2 separate regions of the Mus musculus genome follow, and region 1 is linked to region 2. A link is a loop called in an ENCODE intact Hi-C map of the cell type or tissue named here. Cell type or tissue: gastrocnemius. All regions are shown on one strand.

Region 1 (8,000 bases), 70 kb before region 2:
TCAGTAACCCCACCAGGTGCCCGTTTACATTTCTTCCTGCATGTTCTCAGCCTTTGTGGTCAAGAGTGCCAGACATTAAGTTCTGAGAAAAAAAAAATCCTATAAAAGCAATTTTCATTCCTCAAGGGGCACAATGCAGGTTTGCACCGTGCAGCACAATAAGCCTTGAGCTGTTTCCTAGTTGTGTTCCCATGTGCCTTAGTCTTACAATATGGGCCTGTTCTCCTCATATACTCCCCAAAGGAAGGTCCTTATATCTTACTCTTTTCCCATGTGCCTTAGTCTTACAATATGGGTCTGTTCTCCTCATACACTTCCCCAAGGGGAGGTCTGGACATATTACTCTTTTTCCAGTATGCCGTACCATCCTAATTCCTTCAATGTATGTTCCTGTGTATGGCAGAGGGGATCAAACCAGTCTAACTTAATAGAATCTGCTCCTCATGGGGCACACCAGATCTTGCCATTCATCCTGTAAGTCTTGTACCCAGGGAGTTAATTGTGGTTGTGGGCACTGTTCTATACTTATTAACTGACTTCTTCTTCTTCTTCTTCTTCTTCTTCTTCTTCTTCTTCTTCTTCTTCTTCTTCTTCTTTTGACAGGGTTTCTCTGTGTAGCCCTGGCTGTCCTGGACTATGTAGACCAGGCTGGCCTTGAACTCAAAAATCCACCTGCCTCTCCCTCCCAAGTGCTGGGATTAAAGGCGTGCACCACCACACCCGGCTTAACTGAACTCTTGCCATCAACTGCCAAGTCCTCAGACTCTGGGTCTGGGTCCATTGTTTTCTCTTTGTTGTGTGCTTCATCCTTGGGGCTAGTTGTATCCAAGAGTAAGCCGCAGGTCTCAGAAAATATGGTAGTGTGACTGAGAAGAAATGACACCCAAAAGTTGTCCTCTAGCCTCCAGATACGTGCACACATGCACCTGCACATACACTCATATACATAAAATCCTCTTGAAGTTCTGTGTGGATTCTAGCATCAGGATTACCAATATTTTGCTATATGTGGATTAAAAAGGACAGTTTCAATCTTTAGTCAAGTGGCCCTTGACAGTTGCAATAAAAGCCCCTAAGCTCACCTACACACTTCCCTGGTTAGGCCAGTAGCTGAAGTTCCCATGGAACAGACAGGCCACAGTTCAGAGAAACGACAGAATTCTCTCCCAACTGTTGGTTTCTAGGTGACCCATGAATTATTTACTGTTTAGATCCTTTTAATTAGTAGGCAAAAGAAGAGAAAAGATCTTGGTTTTCTTATATTTAGAAATAGCAGTCTTGTGGGTAAAGTGCTTGTCACACAAGTCTGAGGACCTGAGTTCAATCCACGGCACCTACATAAAAAGGCAGCTGTGGTGGTATGAAGAAGTTAGATGTGACAGTACACCTTGTCATCCCAAGACTGGACAGGGAAAACATGTGGGGCTAACCAAGAAACCCTAGGTTACCATAAGAGACCCTGATTAAAAAAGCAAAGAGTACCACTTCTGAGGAATAACACTTAAGGCTGACTTCTGTGCACACACACACTGCCCAAGGAGATGTTAATTGGCTGTTATTGACAAGAGTGTGTTTGCTGCTTTGAGAATGTTAAGAATGATTCCTTGGTTTAGCAGTAAACACAGTAGACTTCAAATTATCAGGTATATTTTAATTTCCCTTACTATGGACACATGTAGATTGATTTAACTTCCTTACAGAAAATCCACTTATATATTTCACACATTTGACTTAAGCTTTTTTGGCATGTGTTTATTTGTTCTATATTCACCTTCTTCACTGACAAATTCATGCTTTTTGTGTATGGTGAATATTCAGTATTCTCGTTAGTTTTTTAAATTATTTTGGGTGTGTATGTTTTACCTGCGTGTATATATGTGTGCTGCATGTATGCAGTGCCCATGGAGGGCAGAAGAAAGCATCAGATCTATCAGAGTTTGAGTTGCAGACAGTTGTGAGCCTCCAGGTGGCTGCTGGGAACTGGACCTTGGTCCTCTGGAAGAGCAACCAATGCTCTCAATGGCTGAACATCTCTCCAGCTCCTACCATCTCTCTTTTTTTTTTTTTTTTTTTTGAGATCCGATAGACACATGATGATCTTTCCAGACCAGGAGTTTTAATTTGAGAAGAGAGGACTATAAAAGACAGAGAAAAGGAATTTCTTTAAAGATTATTTATTTTAAAGATTATTTATTTTGATGGTCATGGTGCCACATGGCTTTAATCTCAATACTCAGAAAACAGAGCAGGTGGGATCTCTGTTAAGGCTAGCTTGGTCTACACAGCAACTTCCAGTCTGCCTAGGGCTGTATAATGACAGACTGTCCAAAAAAAAAAAAAAAAGACTTTATTTTAAATCATGTAGGCATGAATTTTGGGTGGTATGTTCACATATGTGCAGTTGCCAGAAGTGCATGTCAGATTCCCTGGAACTGGACTTATAGGCTATTGTGAGATAAGGGCGCTGAAATCCAAAGTTGGAATCTCTGCAAGAGCATTCTGTGCTCTTAAATGTTGAGCCATCCTTTCAAGCCTGAGAAAGAAATCTATCAGTAACTTCCGGGGAGATTTTCCAAATTCACTGTGTGTTTCCCTCTTAGAGCAAAAGAAAACTTGGCTGAGGAAATTGGTGTTTTGAGAAGGTATCTGATCTAACCTGCCCCTCTGACCTGTTGCCCTAGCTGTTGTCTGTCCTCACAAGGCACTCCCTTCATCTCTGTGCTAGGTCCCTTTTGACATCCCAGCTCAACTGACAACCAGGGCTTGCATGAAAGCTCGTGGCCAGGAAGGGTGGACTGGGCTTTAGCTGCGGAGCCTGAGGTGCACTTTGGATGCAGGTTTAGCAGTAGCTGCCTCTTCCCTTGCCTGAGCAAACTTCAGTGACTGAGGCAGCCGGTGATGGAGGTGGACAGCAACAGCTCCTCTGGGAGCTTCATTCTGATGGGTGTCTCTGACCATCCCCATCTGGAGATCATCTTTTTTGCTGTCATCCTGGCCTCTTACTTGTTGACGCTGGTTGGGAACTTGACCATCATCCTGCTTTCGCGCCTTGATGCTCGGCTCCACACACCCATGTACTTCTTCCTCAGCAACCTCTCCTCTCTAGACCTTGCCTTTACTACCAGTTCAGTCCCTCAGATGCTGAAAAATTTATGGGGGCCAGACAAGACAATCAGCTATGGTGGGTGTGTAACTCAACTCTATGTTTTCCTTTGGCTGGGGGCTACTGAGTGCATACTGCTCGTGGTGATGGCATTTGATCGGTATGTGGCAGTTTGTCGGCCCCTGCACTACATGACCGTCATGAATCCTCGCCTCTGCTGGGGGCTGGCTGCTATTAGCTGGTTGGGTGGCTTAGGCAACTCCGTGATTCAGTCAACATTCACTCTCCAGCTCCCATTTTGCGGACACCGAAAAGTGGACAACTTCCTGTGTGAGGTACCCGCCATGATTAAATTGGCCTGTGGAGACACAAGTCTCAATGAGGCGGTGCTCAATGGTGTTTGTACCTTCTTCACTGTGGTCCCAGTAAGCGTCATCCTGGTCTCTTACTGCTTCATTGCTCAGGCAGTGATGAAGATCCGCTCTGTGGAGGGACGTCGAAAGGCTTTCAATACGTGTGTCTCCCACTTGGTGGTAGTGTTTCTCTTCTATGGCTCTGCGATCTATGGGTATCTGCTTCCAGCTAAGAGCAGTAATCAAAGCCAAGGAAAATTCATTTCTCTCTTCTACTCTGTGGTCACACCCATGGTGAATCCGCTCATCTATACTCTAAGAAACAAAGAAGTGAAGGGGGCCCTGGGAAGATTGCTGGGGAAAGGAAGAGGAGCCAGCTGAGGACAGCACAATCGTCTTCATTTCTTATTGCCTCTCCACCTTGCATTCTGTTTTCTTATGAGAAGTTCTGTCTTCAGTAAAGCCAATGCATATTCCTGACAATTCTACACATTTGGAAGATGGTTAGTGTTACTTGAGACATTCTTTGTTTATTTTCCAGAAATACGACTGTGGACCACAGGTAACAGGGCAGATATGTATCGTTGTAGGTCCAGAGACTATTGACCTACAACAGATCCATTTCAGTGTCCCTGACTCTGAGGTCCACATTATGTGTTATAGCATAATTCTGATGAATTTTTTTTACTTCCTAAGGAAAGAAACGTGAAGTTTCTTGTATAATTTTCTGTAATTCCATGAATTGACACCACACGTTATCAACTTCAGATGAAAATAGAATTCATCTTGGTATCTTAGCCATCCACCATCGTGTTCCGGTTCTCTGTCTCTTCTTAGTACTACATACAGGCTAACTATTCATGCTTCCCATCTCCTTCTCACCTGATTATCCTTTTCTGTATGTCTGCATCCAAATTTACCTTCTATCCAATGTGATAATTAATAAGAAAAGATAGGCAAGACCATTTGCCTTTCAATACTAGCCTAAAATGTCTCCATCTGGCTTTGTTTAAATCATTGCAGCTGACAGCCAGAGCCATCGGGTTTGCTATGAGTCAGTGGACTATGGGATATGCTATGGTTCCTTAAGCAAGTTTAGGAGGGTAGTCTGTCCATTAAGCATGTCCTCTGTTTCAAGTTTTAATCTTCCAGCACTACTGTCCCAGAAATCCAGCAACTGGTTTAGAACAAAACTTATCTCAAGAAACTTGTGTGTTGGAACAATAACACCTATATTGTATGTAGTACAAGCAATTTAAGCTTATCCCTGACTAGCTCACAAATAAATGGGACTCAGACTTTGGTTATTTTTAATCTATTTTTCTAACTGCTGGCCTGGCTACCTCCCCAGCAATGTACCCCAGATACTTGCTCTTTCTCCTGGCCATGTACTCATGGTCTATCGCCCCTCGTGGTGGCTTCCTCTTCTCTCGCGTACTTCCTCCTCTGTCCTTACCTTAGTATATACTTCAAATTTACTTATAAGCTCTTGTAAATTTTCTTCTGAGACTCCTCTCCAATTTTTATTATTTTCCTTTTCTTGTATCTTCAAGTATTTCTTTTATTTTCTTAAATGACTTTGCTCATTGCTAGAATGGCAAAACAAAACAAAACAAAAAAACCGCTCATCCGCCACCACAGTTTACACACCCTATGCCTAGACAGAAGCTATATTAATATGGGACAATTGTTTAGCAGCTACATTATTAGAAAAGAGAAAATTAATAGGTTTTAGAAGTAGTTTCAAAGGATCTGCCGCTTTGCTTCCATTTCTGTTATTGTATTTGCCTGCCTATTACAAAGTATATGCTGGATAAGTGCTAGTGAATGAAATTATATTAAGTGTTATGGATCACCTTCTTATGGTAAGAACTAAATGCTCCATGCAGACCATTTTCACATTTGCTGGTTTGGGTTATCTCGTCCCTTGAATAGAATGGAACGAGCACAGATACATTTTCCCTTCCAAATTTTCATAATTCCCCTTTAAAAATCTAACAACACTATCCTAGCCTGAATTTGTTTCTCCAGTTCAGATCAAAGCCACAACTTAGTTTTCCAATCGTGTCCATAGCAATAGTTTCCAGGATGAGCCATCATCCTGGATCTCATCAAAGTGTATCATCTTGAAGGCACAAAATACCAGTCAGCACACTCGATCAGGTCAGGTCAGATCAGGTCAGCTTCTCAAAGACAAGCTATGGCACCCAAGTTCCTACAGTTATCTGGGAGCAGAGTGTGGCTGACTTGTGGGAGTCGTAATTACAAGGAGACAGGGCAGTCATGTCCTCTGTTCAATTCATTTGAGTTTTGAAATAACTACAAGAAATGCAGGGAGAAATAGAATTATTCTTTAAACACTTTGGAGTTCGGCAGAACTTCCTTCTGGAAAGTAAAGAACACCGTAAAACTGACTAGGAGTTAGGGGAGTGGAAAACCACAGAGGAAGGGGAGAAAAACTTCACCAGTTATAAGGGGAAGTAAGGGCATCATGGGTCTCTGCTGCAAGGAATCCCTAATGATTTTGTACTTTTTGCTGTTTTGAGACTCACACTGTAGGTCAAGATGGCCTTCAGCTCATGGCTATCCTCCTGCCTGAGATTCAAAGTGCAGGAATTAGAAGTTCTCCCTTTAAAACGAAGGGATGAATATGATCACGTCTTAATGGCCACAGTATGAAATTATCAACAATGGAGGCTGGAGAGCTAAAAAGCTGTTCTTCCAGAGGTCCCGGGTTTGATTCCCAGCACCCACGTGGTGGGTCACAACTGTCTTTAACTCCAGTCCCAGGGAATGCAGTGCCTTCTTCTGTCCTCCAAAGGCACCAGGCATGCAGACAAAACACCCAAATACATAAAAAGTAGTTAATTAAATTAAAAAAGAAATTCTCAAGAAAAAATATTATAAAAAATAAAATATGCCTTTAATCCCAGCACTCGGGAGGCAGAAGCAGAAGGATTTCTGAGTTCGAAGCCAGCCTGGTCTACAAAGTAAGTTCCAGGACAGCCAGGGCTACACAGAGAAACCCTGTCTTGAAAAACCAAAAATAAAATAAAATAAAATAAAATAAAATGGCTGAAGCTGGGGTTACAACTCAGTGATATGACAGATGCTTGCTTGGGATGCATGAGGCTCTCCATTCAATCTCTACTATTGCAATAAATAAGAAAATTAAATAAATAAATAAATAAATAAATAAATAAATAAATAAATCTGTAGGTGTCTTGAGGGCTAGAGTGTTTGATTGACAACCATCAGATCTCTCTAACACAGCCTCAGTGGCTTCCTGCCAGGAATAGACCCCAGCAACTGCCAGGTAGGGGTGAGTTGCGAGGGGGCTGTAAACATTATTCCAGCAGCCCCTGAAGATCTTGCATCAGCTGCAACCCCAGCACCACTATCTTCCCCTTTAAAAATCTAACAACAGAAAGTGGTGCAGCCTGCATTAGGAGACTTTTAGATGACCCCACCCAGGAACCCCTACTTGGAAGGAGCGCCTTACAGAAGCATAGCCTCTCTGGAGCAGCCCTGAGGAAAGCAGAGTCTCCCCTCCCCCCACCCCAGGACAAAGTTGCAGTTGTCTGTGGTGGTGACAGCTGGGTGCTCTCTGAGCTGTAATGAAGTGTTCTCTGGGCATCTGAACCGCAGCTGAAGTTTCCATGGACTATCCAAGAGGGATTGGAGGTTTCCAAGCACCTGTGAGGGGTTGTTGTCAAGACAACCACGGCTATCATGTTTGCAATAGGAAGGAGTAGCTGTTTGATTGGCAGCTGACTGGTTTTTTAATTTCATGAGGTTCGATTTGCCAACAATGTATTTCCTGAGCAACTGGAGTGTTCCCAGAAAGCATTGTGCCTGTGCTCACAGCTTGGAGTGTGTCCCTTCCTTCTCCTCTAGCATTTTCAGTTTCCATTCTTATGTTAAGGTCTTTGGTCCATTCGGAGTTGATTTTTTTCTGCAAGGTGGGAAGGACCTGCTCTTATTCTGCCACACCTGAACACAGGATTCAATTAGCAAGCGGCAGGACCATTTTCAAGTAAATGGATAAGTCAGAAATAGACTTTAAGGCTGTCTAGAAATACATCAGTCAAATTGCTTCCTGGAAAAAGATCAAAAAGTGTAGGAACATGGAACTTTGTACTATCAATACAACGGAATGGTATGTGAGGACAGCTAAGTTCAGACAGAATGTGAGTCCGCTACAGGCGCAAGGTTTTCCTTTAGGCTAATGAGAAGGTTTTATAACTAGATAGAGTGGCTAGACAACATTGTAAATAACACCATAATTGCTCACTCTATAATGGTTAATTTTATGTTATATTAATTTTACCTAAAAAAATTTTTCTATGTGTTTCTATTTGTTTATACTTTTATAGGCCAAAGGTCACCTGTGCAGGTCATTTCTCAAGAGCTGTTTACCTTGTGTCATCCCCTCCCCACACATACCCTGTGACCTTGTGTTGCTCCCCTCCCCATCTCTCACTCCTGGTGCTGGGGGAAAAGGTCAAAAATTATTTTTAAACATTTTCTTAGCAGACATCTTG
Region 2 (8,000 bases):
GGCCTATTGAGACCCTGCTTGCCTGCCAGAGCTGTCACTTTCAGCAGCCTCTCATCCACAAAGCTTCCCTGGACCTGGCTCTGACTCTCCATGTAACCCCTGGAATGGATGCAGGACTATGTTAACTGGATTGGCTTAATGACAAACAAACAAGAAGGTGCAGGCCTTGGCTTTTACTGAGATTAGACCTGAGGACTCCTGGCCTCTCAGGAACCCGATTCTCTGCTCGGCCTGACCTCCCAGGTACAAGTGGCTGACCGGAGTTTGGGCAGGCTGCAAGGGCATGGGCATTCCATTTCTTCTGTCCCTCTCATGGTTCTTCTTCCTTCCTCCCTCCCTCCCTCATGCTTTCCCCAGACTAGCCCAGGTCTCCTGCTGGGCAACTCTGGGGGCCATCTCAATGGGGAGGACTGCCGCTGGGACGAACCCTTCCTCAGTAACACTGGCCTCCTCCTCCTCGGCCATCCTTCCCCTCTTGTTCCCCAGCCCTGGCACTTTGGCTCCTATGTCCTCTCCAAGGCCCCAGAGCGGGTTCTCTTGCACAAGGGACACATGGTCTCCTCCAAGGCTCTCCAGGACCTCTTGGGCCTGAGTCCCAAGCCCTCGGGGGGACCAGACTGGGAGGGGACACCCTTGGCTGGGTCCATGCTGGAACTGGAAGCTGAGGAAAGAGGAAAGAAAAGTCACTCAGAGGGGCCCAATCTAAAACATTACCTTGGGGTCCTCGGCCCTTACAACCTTCAAGGCAGTGCCTCCTTGGCACTACTTCCTTGAAAGAACTAGTGAGGGTGAGGAAGGGATGTCAGTGGGTCAAACCTGAAATGTCATGAATCCTTCATTTATAAAATGAAGGAACTGAGGCAAAGTTGTCCAAGGTCCATCAAAATAGAGAGAATAGGAACCTAGAACTCCTATCCCAGATTGTCTCCTCTGCCTTACACATCCCAAAAGGCTTTTGCTGTGGTCCTGAGACTTCAAAGGACTTATTGTGTACATTGATGTTCTGAATCAATAGTGGGGCACACGGATTAAAAAAAAAATTAAACAAGATCTTGGCCCCTGGAGCATGACATTATTTTAGTGTGTCCTGGCCACTGCATCCTTTCCTAGTTCTTGGCAGAAGGCTAGGAAATGAAAAGGCCCATTTGAGTTCCCTTCAGTCTTTCTTTCGTGTCTTTAGTCCTGCCTTAACAGAGCTTACCTGTATTTCCCAGGCTGTCCCTGGGCAAGTGGGCTTCCAGAAGGGCTGAGCAATGGCTGTTACCTGGACCCAGGGTCCCCTGTGGCAGGTCCAGGGGCCAGGGTGAGCCTTCAGGCCGTGTCAGGCTGCCCCCAGCCATGAGCCGGCCTAGCCAGTGGCTTCCACATTGGCCAGCAGGCTGCATGTGGCCTGGCAGGTAGAGAGCCAGGCTCCGGAGGTGTCGCAGTCGGAAGTTCTTGGGCTTGCTTCCCTGAGCACTGGGGCCCTGCTGCTGCTGGGCCCCCAATCCTCCCTCATAGATGTTGGGTGGTGTGTCAGGGTGGCTGGGGCGTCCTGGGGCCCAGCTCACTGCATCTGCAAGAGAGAGAGAGAGAGCAGGAGGGTGATGGCCAGTGGGAACAGCATCTGGGGGAAATGCAAGTACCAACTCATACGTAGCTTCTACTCCCTGGCTATCCAGTCTTAGTTCCTGTCTATTCCCACTACTCCGCTGCTCCCCTAACAGAGGCGCCCAAGCAGCCCAGGACTTTGGCACTGAGATCCCGTTGAGCACTTCAAGCTCGTTTTGTGCTCTCTACTCTAAAAAGAGTATGCTGGCACCAGTGTATATAAGCACAGTGGGTACAAGAGGGCATGCCTGGCCCAGTCATATAGCCTAGATCAGGAGTTACTCCCTTCCCAAGCATGCACATCCCTGGGCTCTCCCCAGTAGCTTTGGGCCCAGGTTGGGACAGTGTGGCATCTCTGCTGCTGCTCCTCCCTGCAGCCAGGCACCTTCTCTTATTCGAAGCTCAGAGAATGCACAGACCAAGGCTTCCATGGAGGGCCAGTATGGTGGGGGAGGAGTGGCCAGGCCTTCTGTGCAGTAGGGCCTGCTCTCCCCTGTCTAGGGGGTGGATCTGCAGGTCTCCCATAGCAACTGGTCCTTATGATGTCACAGTAAAGACTAGTCTTCCTGGACCTCCTAGTTTGGGAGAGTATGGTATGTCAGGGGCAAGGAGGGAGGCGGGCAAGGGAAGAGACCAGAAACCTAGGGTAAATTTGTTGATGTTAGATTCAGAGCAAGCCACATAAGACAAATTGGCTTTGGTATGCTGGAAAGTCATTCGCTAGGCTTCCTCATTTGTGGCAGGGAGAACGAGGATTTGGAGAACAAACCTGTAGAGATCTGAATCATGCTGAGAAGATGGTTCTGGGTGACACTTGTCTAATTATCCATTTTCTCATAGGTTAAGCAGTATGTAGATAATGCCAATTTTTTTCCTGTGCATTCTGACAAACTGGAACAATTATTCTGCTGGTAGAAATATAAAACTACAGGTTCTTTAGAATCTTAACTCCACCACAACTCTGTTTCATTATAGAAAATTTAGTTCTAGGTTTTACATCTAGGTGTATGAACCATTGTTTTTTACATAGATATTAATTTGCTATGGATTGCTCATTGTTTCAAAACCATTTGTTGCAAAGACTGTTCAAATGCATTGTCCCCCATGTTAGACTAGCCACGAATGTATGGCCCTACCCCACATATTTTTGTCCTTAAGTATCTACTCTTGGTCAGTACCACCGTGTTCTAGCCAAGGGCACCTTTACTTCTTGCACCTACCCATTTTCCTTATCGCCCACCCTTCCTGGCACAGCTCTCCTCTCTCCAGCCCTGCTTTTGTCGCGGTTGTCCTCGACTCGTAGCAGTCACCAAGGAGAGTTCTCTGTAGAGCCTGTGCTGACCCTGACACCCTAGGCGTGGTACACCAGCACTACCTCGCTCCACAGTTTCCAGGGCAACCTCTGGCGCGCGAGTCTGGGCGCCAATTTCCGGCTTGTCGGGAATACTGACTAGCTGTGCGTGCACAAAAGCCTTCCGGGTACAGGTCTCGAATTCTGCCCAGGGTAGGGTATCTTCGTTCCTGTCATTCTGTGGATACTTTATGAGGCTTCGACTGCGGGGTTTAGCTATGCTTTTACAAATACAAAGGAGACTCGGTCACAAAAGGTTATAATGTGCTCCATATATCAGTGAGGTAATGAGAGTTCCAACGGGACCAGAGCCAAAAGCGCTCTCTGAAAGACTATGACGTTGCGCAGCTCGCAAGGTGCTTGGCGCCACCTGTTGGTCTGTGTCCTGCGCTTGCGCTCACCACCCCTCTTCGCTTCCTGTCCTGTTTGGCCTGGTCCGCACGCTGTCCAAGGCCTCTGAGCGTTGCTATAGAGACCGGAGAGCGCTGGGCCTGCGAACTCTACAGAGACGGGCAGCGGCGCCCCAGTGGACTCTTGGGGACCAGAGCGCCATGTCTTTCCGCGACCTCCGCAGTAAGGCTGCACCCGGCTTTCCCGTGGGCTTCCCAGGATCTCGAGACTCCCCTGCCGGACCCCTGCCAGAGCCGTGGGCCCAGGCAGGCCGTGGGTCCCTGGGCCAGCCAGGGGCTGACAGAACTTTACAGCACCTTTGGAAAGTTCGGTCCGTCACTGGCCACGTGTAGCTAGAACACTGGGAATGTGTCTCGAGCCGCTGAAGAACTGAATGTTTAATTTCACCTCATTTTATCTCTGGTTGTCACGGCCACATTTGCAGCCGCATTAGAAAGGTCTTGCGGAAATGGAGACTTCTTCTGCATTTAGTTTGTAGAAAGAACCAGTAAAGCCGAGGAAGTGGCCGGATGAATGGATGGCTAGTGCTGCTAGGTTGTTTTGTTCATTTTTGAGGGTTTGTTTTGTTTGTTTGTATGTTACAATCTGTCACATGCTGTCCTCTATGTGGGCAATATTTCATTTACTCCTAGCAGGTTTGTGCCCTGGTTAGAGATGAAACAGGCAGCAAGAGGTCAAAGTAATTGAACGAGTTGCTTTAGAGTTTGAATCCAGCTTGCCTGAATGCCAAATACTGGGCAGAGAACTTGGCTAGAGAGTGGGGAAGCAGACTACTCTTACTCGTTATACTCTTTGGGGGAAACATCCTTTTTGTGGCAGGTGATTATATTTCACCCTTATTGTTCCTAGTTTTAACTGCAAGTTAAGTAGTATAGCTACCCCTGGTTCACACAGCTAGAGTGATGGGACTGTGTGACCTAAAAAATCTTACTTCACTTACAGAAGAGTAGCAGCTATTAGGGTCGTGTTGTCTAGGGTTTGAGGGTATTTGAAACAGTGTAATTATGACTGTCCCACGTAGTTTTTGATGAGGCTGGCACTTTACTGGGATCATTGAATAGTGATCATTGTACTGGAAAGAATATTTAAAAGGAGTATTTCAGAATTTATACTGATTTATATTTTTTTACCTTAAATAAATGCTGTATAGTGTGTAATCTATGAGACTGTCACCATTTATAACAGTGGAGAACTTGATAGCTACTACTTAGCTAAAAGGAGTGTTTAGGCAAAACCTGACTTTTTTCATAGAGGTATAAGGAAAAGCTGCAATATAAAGGGTATACATATATGGGATATATGTGTGTGTGTGATATAAGGGAAAGAAATAAGGGAAGGATGCTTCCTATCTTTCTACCATCTCTTCGTGACCTAGCAGAGTCTGCCTGCCCTGCTTTGTTGCCCAGATAGATTGTTTGGAATGCTGAATGTACATTTTGAATACCCGTAAGCATGAGTAGACATTACATTGCCAGGAACCATGGTCAAGATCTCAGCATATTGTAAGAACTCAGAAATGTTGGTTGTTTTCTTGCTTTCTTGCTCTCTTTTACTTGTTTTTCAAGACAAGGTTTTTTCCTGTCTTGAACAACAGCCCTGGATGACCTAGAACTTGTTTCATAGACCAGGTTAGCATCAGGTTCACAGAGGTCCATCTGCCTCTGCCTATGAGCACTGGGATTAAAGGTATGCAGCACCACGCCAGGCTTGGTTGCTCATCTGTAAGCCTCGCTTTCTTCATCATTGTTTTCTCCTTTCTTTCAAGCAGTGTGGCTTTGTTTTAGTTGCTCCCAACTTAAAATATTACTGTTTACTAATCTTTGGTTTTTCGAGACAGGGTTTCTCTGTGTAGCCCTGGCTGGCCTGGACCTCACTCTGTAGACCAGGCTGGCCTCGAACTCAGAAATCCGCCTGCCTCTGCCTCCCAAGTGCTGGGATTAAAGGCGTGCACCACCACGCCCAGCTTGTTTACTAATCTTTTTTTTTACAGTAAATCTAAATACTGCAGATAGTTCAGCCATTCTCTTATTAAATTTTCTCTGACTATAAAGTAATTGATCTTTAAAATTTATGTCATGAAAATCATATATGGTCACTGGAGGAAAAAAAACAATGTATAATCTTGTTCTAACAACGTGTTTTTCTCATGTTTTATGAGGCTAGGTAATTTTTATTTTGGATAGCAAAGAGGCAGCTACCAGAGAGAAATTAAAGCCCCAGCTAATACCTACGCCCCATTTCTCCAAAGGAAATCTACTATCGTTGAACTTGGGTGTTTTTCAGGTGATGGATTAGATATTGTTTCAAATCTCCCCTTTCCTTTCCCCATTCTAGAATTGATGAATTCAGCACCTGGAGTTGAGAAGACCTGATAAGAAAGGAAAGCATTAGATTAACTGTTTTCCAAAAGGAGATGCTATTTGACAAGGACTGACTGAACTGTGTTTTATATTGCACAGATTTCACCGAGATGATGAGAGCCTTGGGGTACCCACGCCATATTTCTATGGAGAATTTCCGCACACCCAACTTTGGGCTTGTCTCTGAAGTGCTTCTGTGGCTTGTGAAAAGGTTAGAATGCATTTTATTCACACCTTGGTGTGGATAGTTGGTTTCATTCAGTAGCTAACTGGAACTTCTAATGCAAAGGAAGGCTACAGTGAGGTTTGCATAGGATGGACTTAGCTGTAACTTATAAAGAGCTGCCACGCACGATGGTGCAAGTAGATGTCTGTTAGTTCAAGGTCAGCCTGGCCTACATAACAAGTTCCAGGAAAGCCAGGGCTGCGTAGTGAGAGACCCTGTCTCTTTCATTTTTAAGAGATGAAAGAAATGACGAGCGTTTGAAGAACGTTGAGGAGGTGACTGTCATCATGAGAGTGTTGGTACAGCCTCCACTTCAACCCTCACACAGAATCTCAGGGGCCTGCTCGCACACTCAGGATATACTGTAGTAGATGTATTATAAATATGGCTGGAGAACTGGCTCAGAGGTTAAGAGCATGTACTGCTCTGGCAGAGCACCGGACCTCATTGGGCACTGGTAGTCACGCACACATCCTTACACACAGACCTACACACGTACACATAATTTAAAATAAACTAAAAATCCAAAACAAGACATAATGGAGATTTTTCATTGTGTTAAAAGCCTTGTATTAGGATTGACAACCTTTTGGGTTAAGAACCAGATAGTAAATATTGTATGAGTTGCTACACTTAAAATTCAGTCTACATGAGATATCTGTTGAATATTCTTCAGTTACAGGCAGTTGGGAGCCATCTGACATTGATGCTAGGAACTGGACACAGGTCCTCTGGAAGAACAATATATGCTCTTAAACCAGTGAGCTGCCTCTGCAGCCCATTTTCTTTGCTTTTAAAGTGTAAAAAGTATTCTTGTCTTTCAAACTGTACAAATACAAGGGTGAGAGTCTCAGTCTTCTGAGCCTTGGCGAATTGTTAGTAAATCCAAGTAATTTCCACAGCTCTGCCACTCCTTAAAGTGAATTATTTAGCCCTCGTGTCTATCTTGGGCCAAGGACTATCAGCTTGAGTCACGGTCTTGGTTATTTTCACAAAAGCTAAACATCTGAGCTAGATTTAGTTTGTGGCCTGGGTCCCATACTTGGTTTGTTTACACTTTACTATTCCTTTTCGGGTGTTCATATGCACACATGTGGAGATCAGAGGACAGTATTGAGTTGATTCTTTCCCTCTATCTTTACACAGGTTCTGGGGATTGAACTCAGGTCTCAAGGCTTATAGAGCAAGCCCCTTTACCCTCTAGGCATGTGTGTATACACATACATGTATGGATTAATGCTAGCTACAGCATACACGTGAAGGTTCAAGGACAGCTTGTAGTTGGTTCTCCTCTTGCACTCTGTGAATCCTGAGTGCCAGGCCTGGTAGGCGACCCATTCACCCACTGAGCCACCCTGTGCTCCAAGACACGGAATCTCAGGTGTGGGTTGGAATTTGCTCCCTGGTTATTTTGTTTGCTTTTGAAGTTTCTGCTTAATCATATTTCTTTGGATGGAGCCTGGAGAACCTCACCTTAGCAACAGTCAATCATCCACTTTCTCTTTAATGGACACTTTTTTTTTTTTTTTGCTTTTGTTTGTTTGTTTGTTTGGGCAGGGTTTCACTATTTAGACCAGGCTGCCCTGGAACTCACCAAGATCTGCCTGCCTCTGTTTTCTGAGTGCTGAGATCATAGTTATGCACCACCACACCTGAATTCAAGGGACTTTCTGTGGGACTGGCTCACGCATGTTCTCTTTCTAATAGGTATGAGCCGCAGACTGACATCCCTTCTGACATTGAGACTGAACAAGACAGAGTTTTCTTCATTAAGGCAATTGCCCAGTTCATGGTTAGTTCACAGTTATTTTACGGCACCAAAACATAAATTAGGAAAAGATGACTCCTGGTTGGGACTGTTAGACTTGTTACTTTCTAAAACCACTTGAGGCTTCTCTGGAACTGTGTTACCAAAGTGTTTATTTGGTTTTTGACTCATTACATGTATAGTTTAATTTGTTTATTTTTGGATAAGTAATAAAACACACATGCTGCAAGCTGGCTCTTTCGGAGTCCCTCAACACTCAGGAGAAATCAGGGTCCCGGTACTCAGGTGGGCAAG

What was found. A loop is a pair of places that touch in the nucleus more often than their neighbours do. Peaks named below come from ENCODE experiments on the same cell type or tissue, not always from the same donor. Only the 100,000 strongest peaks of a DNase experiment are listed, where the experiment ranks them.
Region 1: it touches region 2 in a loop (6-fold over the local background); 11 of 42 quality-filtered maps call a loop at or near these places.

What each region holds. Positions count from the first base shown.
Region 1 is chr16:3,836,077-3,844,076 of GRCm38, forward strand. It overlaps Olfr15 (olfactory receptor 15), which reads left to right and starts at 2,899. Exons shown (of 1, transcript NM_008762.2): 1 at 2,899-3,837. The coding sequence starts at 2,899. The coding sequence ends at 3,837. In gastrocnemius, a CTCF peak has its summit at 3,633; DNase peaks (open chromatin) are centred at 6,761 and 7,052.
Region 2 is chr16:3,905,640-3,913,639 of GRCm38, forward strand. 1700037C18Rik (RIKEN cDNA 1700037C18 gene) reads right to left here and starts at 3,050. Exons shown (of 3, transcript NM_028484.2): 1 at 2,811-3,050; 2 at 1,202-1,555; 3 at 159-661. The coding sequence starts at 2,814. The coding sequence ends at 504. Cluap1 (clusterin associated protein 1) reads left to right here and starts at 3,370. Exons shown (of 12, transcript NM_029738.2): 1 at 3,370-3,514; 2 at 5,812-5,923; 3 at 7,646-7,730. The coding sequence starts at 3,493. Gm41410 (predicted gene, 41410) reads right to left here and starts at 3,014. Exons shown (of 4, transcript NR_153801.1): 1 at 2,966-3,014; 2 at 1,265-1,555. In gastrocnemius, a CTCF peak has its summit at 3,283 (motif pointing left); DNase peaks (open chromatin) are centred at 482, 1,389, 2,067, 3,054 and 1 more place; H3K4me3 peaks cover 1,847 bases; H3K27ac peaks cover 1,756 bases.